Linked DNA regions of Homo sapiens: region 2 is linked to region 1. Evidence: read pairs that join two places in POLR2A ChIA-PET (ENCODE). Cell type or tissue: PC-9. All regions are shown on one strand. Links, peaks and the distances in the headings refer to the core of each region. The heading gives the core; the rest is flanking DNA.

The links. ChIA-PET counts read pairs that join two places held together with the same protein. Peaks named below come from ENCODE experiments on the same cell type or tissue, not always from the same donor. Only the 100,000 strongest peaks of a DNase experiment are listed, where the experiment ranks them.
Region 2: POLR2A ChIA-PET joins it to region 1 with 6 read pairs; 2 of 35 experiments call an interaction of 5 or more read pairs at or near these places.

The regions. Positions count from the first base shown.
Region 1 is chr6:144,388,076-144,393,124 of GRCh38, forward strand. All of the region lies in intron 2 of UTRN (utrophin), which reads left to right. Among named protein-coding and RNA genes, the nearest start is that of SNORA98, 15 kb to the right of the region's middle. In PC-9, for the core only: no CTCF peak of the experiment used is centred there; no DNase peak of the experiment used is centred there.
Region 2 is chr6:144,129,375-144,134,172 of GRCh38, forward strand. No RefSeq gene overlaps it. Among named protein-coding and RNA genes, the nearest start is that of STX11, 19 kb to the right of the region's middle. In PC-9, for the core only: no CTCF peak of the experiment used is centred there; a DNase peak (open chromatin) is centred at 2,107; H3K27ac peaks cover 1,146 bases.

The DNA of each region.
Region 1 (5,049 bases), core at 478-4,477:
CAAACTTAGAAAATATGGCTAACAAATAATAGAATATAAGAGTCACTCAGAATCTTCTAACGTACAGATACAGTGCTAACATTTTGGCTCTTGGCTTTCTGTCATACGTACACTTACGTATAAGTGAAGCACTGTGTATATTCTTTAATGACCTGCTTTATTACCCCTTAATACATTGTGAAAATCCTTCCATGTCTTTCCATATTCATTATATGTATCTGAATATCATTTTTTTAACCTTTTGTGTTTTTTTTTAGAGACAGGGTCTTACTTTGTTGTCCCACTGGAGTACAGTGGCACAACCATAGCTTACTCCAGCCTCAAACTCCTGGGTTCAAGCGATTGTCCCACCCTAGCCTCCAGAGTAGCTGGGACTACAGGTGTGGACCATTCTGCCTGGCTAATATTATTTATTTATTTATTTATTTATTTATTTATTTATTTGAGACAGGATCTCACTCACCCAAACTGGAGTGCAGTGGTGTGATCACGGCTCACTGCAGCCTCCACCTCCCCAGATTCAGGTGATCTTCCCACCTCAGCCACCTGAGTAGCTGGGACCATGGCGTGTGCTACCATGCCATGTGCTACCACACCTGGCTAAGTTTTGTATCATTTTGTAGAGATGAGGTTTTGCCATGTTGCCCAGGCTGGTGGCTCAAGCAGTCCACCCACTTGGGCCTCCCAAAGTGCTGGGATTACATGCATGAGCCACCTTGCCCTACCCGCTAGTATCCTTTTTAATGCATGAAAATATACTTTTAAACAGTTCTCATGGATGGACACTGGGAAAGCTAGATGCCTGTGAGAGTTTGAGCTCCTCAGTGTGAAGACCCTCTCCTGTCTGCTCTAATGTTGCATTTTCCTGGTATGAACCCTGAATATCTGACAGAGGTCTCAGTTAATTTAGAAAGTTTATTTTGCTAAGATTGAGAGTGTGTGCCTGTGACACAGCCTCAGGAGGTCCTGATGATATGTTCCCAAGGTGGTCAGAGCACAGTTTGGTTTTATACATTTTAGGGAGACATGAGACATCAATCAACATATGTAAGATGAACATTGGCTTGGTCTGGAAAGGCAGGACAACTCGAAGTGGGGACGGGGCTTCCAGGTCATAGGTTAATAAGAGACAAATGGTTGCATTCTTTTGAATATCTGATTAGCCTCTCCGAAGGAGGCAATCAGATATGCATTTATCTCAGCGAGCAGAGGGGTGACTGAATAAAACGGGAGGCGGGTTTGCCCTAAGCAGTTCCCAGCTTGACTTTTCCCTTTAGCTTAGTGATTTTTGGGGCCCCACCGTTTATTTTCCTTTCACACTGGGCTTGCTTGATAAGTTTACCTGAGTATGCTGCTAATCTCTCACATTTTTTGGTGCAAAGAGGAATTTCTTTCCTTAATCAATTTCTTTCTGTGCTTAAAAAAATTTTTTTTGCACTTTTTATTTTTTAATGGAGAGACACCATTCTTTAAGTTACCAAAGTCTGAGAAGTTTTTGCACATCCCTTTCTCCTTCATTACTCTTTTTTTTTTCCCCCCCTGAGACGGGGTCTGGCTGTGTTGCCCAGGCTGGAGTGCAGTGGCATGATCTCGGCTCACTGCAACCTCTGTCTCCCAGGTTCAAGCGATTCTCCCGCCTCAGCCTCCTGAGTAGCTGGGATTGCAGGCGTCTGCCACCACGCACAGCTAATTTTTGTATTTTTGCTAGAGACAGGGTTTTACCATGTTGGCCAGGCTGGTCTTGAACTCCTGACCTCAGATGATCCGCCCATCCTGGCCTCCCAAAGTGCTGGGATTACAGGTGTGAGCCACTGTGCCCAGCCTTTCCTTCATTACTCTTATAATAATTCAGTAGTCCAGTCCCAGCATGGGGGTGGGGGACTTGGAGTAATATTGGTCAAAGAATATAGTTTGACAGGAGGAATAACTTCAAGAGATCTATTGTACAAGGTGATGATTATAGTTAATAACAATTTGGTGTATACTTGAAAATAGCATAGAGAGCAGATTTTAAGTCTTCTCATCACAAATAAATGGTAAATATGTGAGGCAAAAGCACTAATAAATAAAATTTTGTCTCTTAAGAGCCATAGAGTCTAATTGAGAATAGAACGGGAGACACGCTGTATAATAATGATCATGCCCATCCACCTCACCACGTCCCAGCAGCAACCTTCTCTCTTCAATTCAATACCTATTGCATCCACCTCCCCCTTTCTTGTCTCATTACTTCTCTACTCTTTCAGGCTCGCTGATGTCTAGCACGGGCAATTCTAATAAGCCTCAAACTGGCTTACTTTCTTCCGGCCTCCCTCCCCATGAGTCCATTTTTCATGTTAATCTCACTAAAGCACCCTTCTGATCATGTCACGCTCTTGCTCAGGAAAAGCCAATGGCCCACATTACCTGCTCATTTAACCCCTTGCTGTGGCCTTCAAAGTCCTCTGCAATTTAACTGCAGCCTGTTCCAAAATTCAGTGGCATCACAGCTCTGATAAAAAACCACCCAGCCAAAGGAACCTCTTCACAGTTGTGTCTGCATCATGTTTTTAGGACTTTGCTGCAGCTGTTCTCTCTTCTACAAATGCCTTTCTAACCATTTTTACGTGCCCCAAACATAGTAATTCAAGATCTAGCTCAAATGCAACCTGTTCCTCAAATCTTTCCGTGATCCCCTTTTCATCCCCATCAAGACATATTTGTCTATGAATTTATGAATGTATCTGTACCTGATATATTAGTTATAATTTTCTGTTGTCTTAGTCCCTTCCCCACTCATCCCAGGCCACTGGACCACAGCTTCCTTGAAAGCAACATCTGGATCTCTTTTGGGACTGACACATAGTAGATGCTCTGTAAATGTTACTATTTCTTTGTACAGTGTTTTTCACAAAATAGTTGTACAACTAATTGTTATATTTAATAACAATTAGTCATTTAGACTAGAAAATATAAAACTTAAGACAACAAACATAACAAAGAGTTGGAAATATTCCCAGTTCTTTTTTTTTTTTGACACAAGGTCTTGCTCAGTCACCTAGGCTGGAATGCAGTGGTGCATTCACAATTCCCTGCAGCCTCAAACTCCTGGGCTCAAGCAATCCTTCCACCTCAGCCTCTTGAATAAGTGGTACTACAGGCATGTACCACCATACCCAGACACTTTTTTGATTTTTTGTAGGGACAGAGTCTCCCTGTGTTACCCAGGCTGATCTTGAACTCCTGAGCTCAAGAGATCCTTCCTGGAGGCCACCCAAAGGGCTGAGATTACAGATGTGAGCCACTTGCCTGGTCCCCAGTTCTTATTATGTCAGTTTATTTGACTAGAAGTCTTACAAAATGACCTAAGCCAATTTGATTATGCGTAATTATAAATTATGGCTTTTTTTTGATTGGTAATGTTGGCTCCCAATGCCACTGTCTTCCTATAAGGGTCATAATAAAGGCAAGTTTCAGACCAAATCCTGCCATTAACATTGGCATTCATTAAGCAATCATTATTCGCAAGTAGGCTCGAAAAACAGTTCATACAGCTTGCATGTAAAGTTGGTAAGCTGCAGCTCTGTGTCATTTTTGTTTTTTTTGAGACAGAGTCTCTCTCTGCCGCCCAGGCTAGAGTGCAGTGGTGCAATCTCGGCTCACTGCAAGCTCCGCCTCCGGGGTTCACACCATTCTTCTGCCTCAGCCTCCCCAGTAGCTGGGACTATAGGCATGCACCACCACACCCATCTAATTTTTGTATTTTTACAAAAATACAGGGTTTCACCTGTTAGCCATGATGGTCTCGATCTCCTGACCTCGTGATCTGCCCTCCTTGGCCTCCCAAAGTGCTGGGATTACAGGCGTGAGCCACTGTGCCCGACAGCTCTGTGTCCTTTTGAAGGTCATAGTTAAAGTAAATGCAGCAATATTCTAGAGCTGTATAATTTGGTGCATTGGGTGCTGAGTTCCTGAACTGTAGCTAGTCTGAATTGAAATAATGCTGTAAATGTAATATACACACAGGATTTCAAAGGCTTAGTAAGAAAAAAAGACTATAAAATATATTTTCAAGATGTTTTAAAATATTGAGTATATGTTGAAATGATAATGTTTTGGAGATATTGGGTTAAATAGTACATATTACTAAAAATTCATTTTACCTGTTTTTTAATGCGGCTTTTAAAATTATGTATGTGACTTTCATTATCTTTTTATTAGACAATGTTGTCTTAGGGAGAGGATTTAGTCTTATAATCAGCAGCAGATAACTAAAATCCTCCAGCCAATGGCTGAACATAGGACCTTTAGGGATCTAGCCTCCCAGACTCACTAGATTTTTATATTCTGTTTAATCAGTGGTGGGGCATGTCTAGAAAATATTTTGACCAATCCTTGTTCATTGAATAACACTAAAATCAACAGTGGGAGAATATTTCTAACATTCTAATTATGCCAATTATTAAGCCACAGTAAAAGCACATTTCTCATATTCATTAATTAACAAAGTCTCTGGTGTTGATGAAAATAAAGATAACTGATGCCTTTGTAGTGGTCCACTCTGGAGTTTAGCCTTTCTAATTAAATTATAGCTGAACTTCTCTGGAATGTTATACTGGCTTGGCACAAATGTGAGCCTCTAGTGTGGTTTGCACACTGGAATATGTGTGTCTTACTGTGATCTTGGCAAGCTTTTGTAGTGGTTAAGGCACCCAAGATAGCATCCTACCTGTCTCTTTTCTTAGCGTTCCTTTCATAATTCTTCTTTTTGACTTTATAAAAGAAAGTCATACCTCTCACTCTCCTCAAATTTTACTGTGCTGCATTGCTGTGAGGCATCAAACAAGAGGACAATTTAAGAATGCAAAACAAAGAGCAATCCTTTACAAATTTTTTAAATGGCTGGTGCTTGTTGCATCCAGGGCAAGGCTTTGTGTCCAGCTGCCATCCATCCATCCATCCATCCATCCATCCATCCATCCATCCATCCATCCATTCATCCATCCATCCATCCCTTTATCTTAGAAAGAGAATTCTGAAGTGAGATGTTATTTGGAAACACCTATAACA
Region 2 (4,798 bases), core at 277-4,276, 260 kb before region 1:
ATGTGTTTATGTATGTAACAAACCTTCACATGTACCCCAAACCTAAAATAAAAGTCAAAAAAAGGAGCTGAATACATATAAGGATGAGATTATCATATTAAAGCCAGAATACATTGGAATAGCATCTTTAAAGTGTGAAAAGGAAGTTACAAAAGGAACAATGAATATTTCGTTTCCTATATGCACAGGGAGTTGGCCTTCCACAGTCAGAGCTGGTTAAGCACACTCTATAAGGTTGATGTCTGTCCTTAAGGCCGATGCTAGCGCTGTGGGGATGGCTGTGGCTGATGCAGGGAAGAAAGATGGCTGCCAAGGAGGATAAGGAGAGCAAGAATAAGCTAGAGCTCACAGAGCAAACTGGAACCATGTCAGCTCCCGTTGCCTCAGGTCTTGGTGGTGTGGGTGTCCTGCAGAATCTGAGATTCTTCATGAAGAAGCTAAACACACGCCTGGGCCAGCAGTCAGAAAAGGCGAAGGAGGACCTTGGGGAAGGTGGAGCAGTTGAAGGCCTGGCTGCTGTCTCCCACCAACAAGAGATCCAGATGATAAATGACAATGTGTATGAGCTACAAAAATGTCTGCTGCTTCATTTCCTCCTGATCTCACATAAGAATCTCCCCTGTGACCCTTCCTAATCAAAAATGCACACTGAGGAGAATTTGTAGAAATGTAATTGAGCTCTACACTCACATGTAATATTTCAGTTTATTTTAGCAAAATTTTAATAAAGTGGACATGGTGATAAAGATGTCTGGAAATGGCCAGGCATGATGGCTCATTCCTCTAATCCCAGAACTTTGGGAGGCCAAGGTGGGATGATCACTTAAGGCCAGGATTTCAAATCCAGCCTGGGCAACATAGTGAGATCTTGTCTTTACACAAAAATTAAAAAAATATATATATCTGGGTGTGATAACATGCACCTATAGTCCCAGGTACTCGGAAGCTGAGACAGGAGGATTGCTTGAGGACAGAAGGTTGAGGTTGCAGTGAGCCATGATTGCACCACTGCATTCCAGCCTTGGTGACAGAGCAAGATCCTGTCGAAAGAAAGAAAGAAAGAAAGAAAGAAAGAAAGAAAGAAAGAAAGAAAGAAAGAAAGAAAGAAAGAAAGAAAGAAAGAAAGAGAGAAAGAAAGAGAGAAAGAAAGAGAAAGAAAGAAAGAGAAAGAAAGAAAGAAAGAAAGAAAGAAAGAAAGAAAGAAAAGGAAAGAAAGAGAAAGAAAGAAAGAAAGGAGGAAGGAAGGAGGAAGGAAGGAAGGAAGGAGAGAGAAAGAGAGAAAGAGAAAGAGAGAGAAAGAGAGAGAGAGAGAAAGAAAGAAGAAAAGAAAAGAAAAAAGAAGGAAGGAAGGCAGGCTGAAAACCATCTGTAAAAAGCAGCATGCATATCTGGTTGCTTTAGATCTGGTTTATTGTGGTAACCATGCCCCAGAAGAGTTTCAGCAACTGTACTTACTGGAAAATATTATCTGGCTAGATCTCAGTAGAAAACAAGTCTTCCCCAGGTGGAATTTTGATAAAAATCTGTTAAATGTACACAGATGAAGGCAGAGTGAAGCAAAGCAAGAAGGAAAATTGGGGCATCGGAAGAAGCAACAGTAGGAAGTCTTTCCCTCCCAGAGTCCTGTGCAGCCTGGAGCGAAAAGGAGCTGTGGTGTGCAGGGACCCTGCTGGTGCCAGAACCTTGGTGTCACCTGGAAAGAGTAGAGAAATACCCTGACCCAGCCTCATTGTGCCTTCTGATCTCCTGCAAAAGCCTCCCGAGGCTCCAAGCAGCAGAGAGAATGGCCGAAAATGGATCTAGAAAGACAGAAAATAGCTGGTGCGAGTGATACCTAATTCAGCCAAACCTCTTGCTGTTTTACCAGAAGAACCTGAAATAGTTATGACAATAAATAAACTGATGTAGGGTTTATATTTTCTGTGAAATTTGCTCTTTCTCATTGAAGTTAAACCATATTCATCATTTTGACAAATACCATTACTTTTCATTTTTTTCTCAAATGGAACATTGCCCTATAAATTATTTTCATAACAAAGAGTGACTCAACTTTCAATAAAAGTGATGTATGGAAATCTGCCATGTTCTCATTCATAAATTACTCACTATTACTCATAAATTTTCTGAATGTTAGTCAACTTCTCTAAGTGTTCTGGGTCACAGTAACTCACAGTTAGGCACTGAAAATACAGTTCAACTATTCTAAAGGTGAAAGTGTACAATGGACTAATATGACATTCATGTAATAACGTAAGAAAGCTGTCAGCTCAATATAGTCAAAGCACTAACTGCACTTAGTTCAAAAAGTTGGTGGTTAAAACTCATGAAGTCAATACTATAAAAAAACACTCTCCAAGTACACTCTTGCTCTTAATAATAAGTTTAAAAGGCTGGACATGGTGGCTCACACCTGTAATCCCAGCACTTTGGGAGGCCGAGGTGGGCGGATCACTTGAGCTCAGGAGTTCGAGACCAGCCTGGGCAACATGGTAAAACCCCATCTCTACAAAAAATAAAAAATACAAAAATACAAAAATTATCCATGTATGGTGGCATGCACCTGTAGTCCCAGCTACTCAGGAGACTGGGGTGGGACGATCACTTGAGCTTGGGAGGCAGAGATTGCAGTGAGCTGAGATTGCGCCACTGCACTCCCGCCTGGGTGACAGAGCGATACCTGTCTCTCAAAAAATAATAATAATAATAATAATAATAATAATAATAAAGTTAAAATGTACAGCATAGATCTCCGGCTATTTCTTTGGAATATATTTGAGCTTCACCCTCCCTTTCCTCCTTCCTTCCTTCTTTCCTTCCTTCCTTCCTTCCTCCCTCCCTCCCTTCTTTCCTTCCTTCCTTCCTTCTTTCCCTCCCCTCCCCTCTCTCCCTTCCTTTCTTCTTTCCTTCTTTCCCTCCCCTCCCCTCTCTCCCTTCCTTTCTTCTTTCCTTCTTTCCCTCCCCTCCCCTCTCTCCCTTCCTTTCTTCTTTCCTTCTTTCCCTCCCCTCCCCTCTCTCCCTTCCTTTCTTCTTTCCTTCTTTCCCTCCCCTCCCCTCTCTCCCTTCCTTTCTTCTTTCCTTCTTTCCCTCCCCTCCCCTCTCTCCCTTCCTTTCTTCTTTCCTTCTTTCCCTCCCCTCCCCTCTCTCCCTTCTTTTCTTCTTTCCTTCTTTCCCTCCCCTCCCCTCTCTCTCTTCCTTCCTTTCTTCTTTCTCTCCACTTCCAAGCACTTTCATGTACATTCCCATTTAATCCTGAACAGAGGAATTATTTCCATAATGCAGATAATGAAACTGAGGCCCAGAAAGTTTGAATGACTTGCCCACTCTCTCCAGTTTAGAAAAGTATGACCCATGAATCGAAAGCAGTTTACCTGCTTCCAACTCCTCCCTACTTCAATAAAATACTTTATTATATCTTAAAAAGGCCATTTACCTGCCTACTGACTGGGTAACCTATACATAGTTTCCATGACCTAGCTGCCCTAAAAATCCATCTTCTGACTTCACTCCTATGAATGCCCTGGCTTGCTAGGGGAGATGTGTGAGCAGCCATTTTTATTTTTAAAAACTTTTTGCAAACTTACTGGCTCCACAGTGGTAAAAAAAAAAAAAATCAAAACAACAACAAAAAACTCATGAGGGAGTGGTGACCTCTAAAAGCCACTCTTCAGGTCAAGAGATAAATTGGCTATAGGGACAGAAATTACAAATGCACCTGAAACACGCGTAACAAACTCCCAAATCAACTCAGAAGAGGAGACCTGCTCGAAGTCTGTGTTTGTCTGTTTCATCTTCCTCAACCAGCACTGGAGCGTGCAGAGTAGAGTGTGAGGTTTTCTCCAACATATATTTGCAAGGACATCTACTCTAACTTGCCACTTTCCCTCCATTCACACTGATAATAACAATAATATTTATTGGGTTCTTACTACCTGACAAGTGCTCTTCTCAAATCTCTCCACAGTAAGCTCACTTAACCGTCATATGGACCCTGTGAGGCAGGTGCCCTTATCTTGATTTTATAAATAAACAGACAGAGGCAAGTAAAGTAACTTGGCCCAGGTCACCCAGCTAGCATTGGCAGAGCCAGGCTCAGGGCCTAGGCAGTCTAACCCAACCCCTGCATTTTACCACCCTCCAGCCAAGGTCTTCTTCAGGTCCTGCGTGAAAGTGCTCCCATTAATCTGTGAACCTCTTGCAGAGTAGTAACAGTTTGTCCCAGTAGACTGCCCAGTACTGTGCACACTCAGCAAAGTTTATTGAATAGCTCGATAGTAATGAATGGAGGGAGGAAGGAACAAAGGAAGGAAAGGAAACGAAAGGAAAAAACGGATATAAAAACACATGTTCTGAGAGGTCAGGAAAATAAAAGATTGTTTTAGGGTGGGTGGGGGTAGGAAGAAAAGGTTACAACAAAGAGCTGTGAATAATGGTAGAATTTTAGTCAGCACAGATGAAGAAAAGGAAATTTCAAGAAGAAAATTATATAAACAAAGTCAGAGAAACTGGAAAGCCAGGAGATATATCCAGGTAACAGTAAGTGTCCCAATTAGTCATGGCTTAGTCTTGGGCTACATGAAGGGATACAGGGAGATAAGTCTGTTCAGGTCAGTTGAGTTGAGATTGCCGAATACTTCAAATGGTAGGATGAAGAAAATATTGGATAAAAAAATGGGAGCCCCTGGAGGAGTTTGAAGGAAGAGATGGGAGGATGACAATCTCAGGATTGTGCATTAGGAAAATTAAAATGGCACTAACACGTAGAGAATTGTACAGCAGGGGCTGCCGATCTACAGTGAAT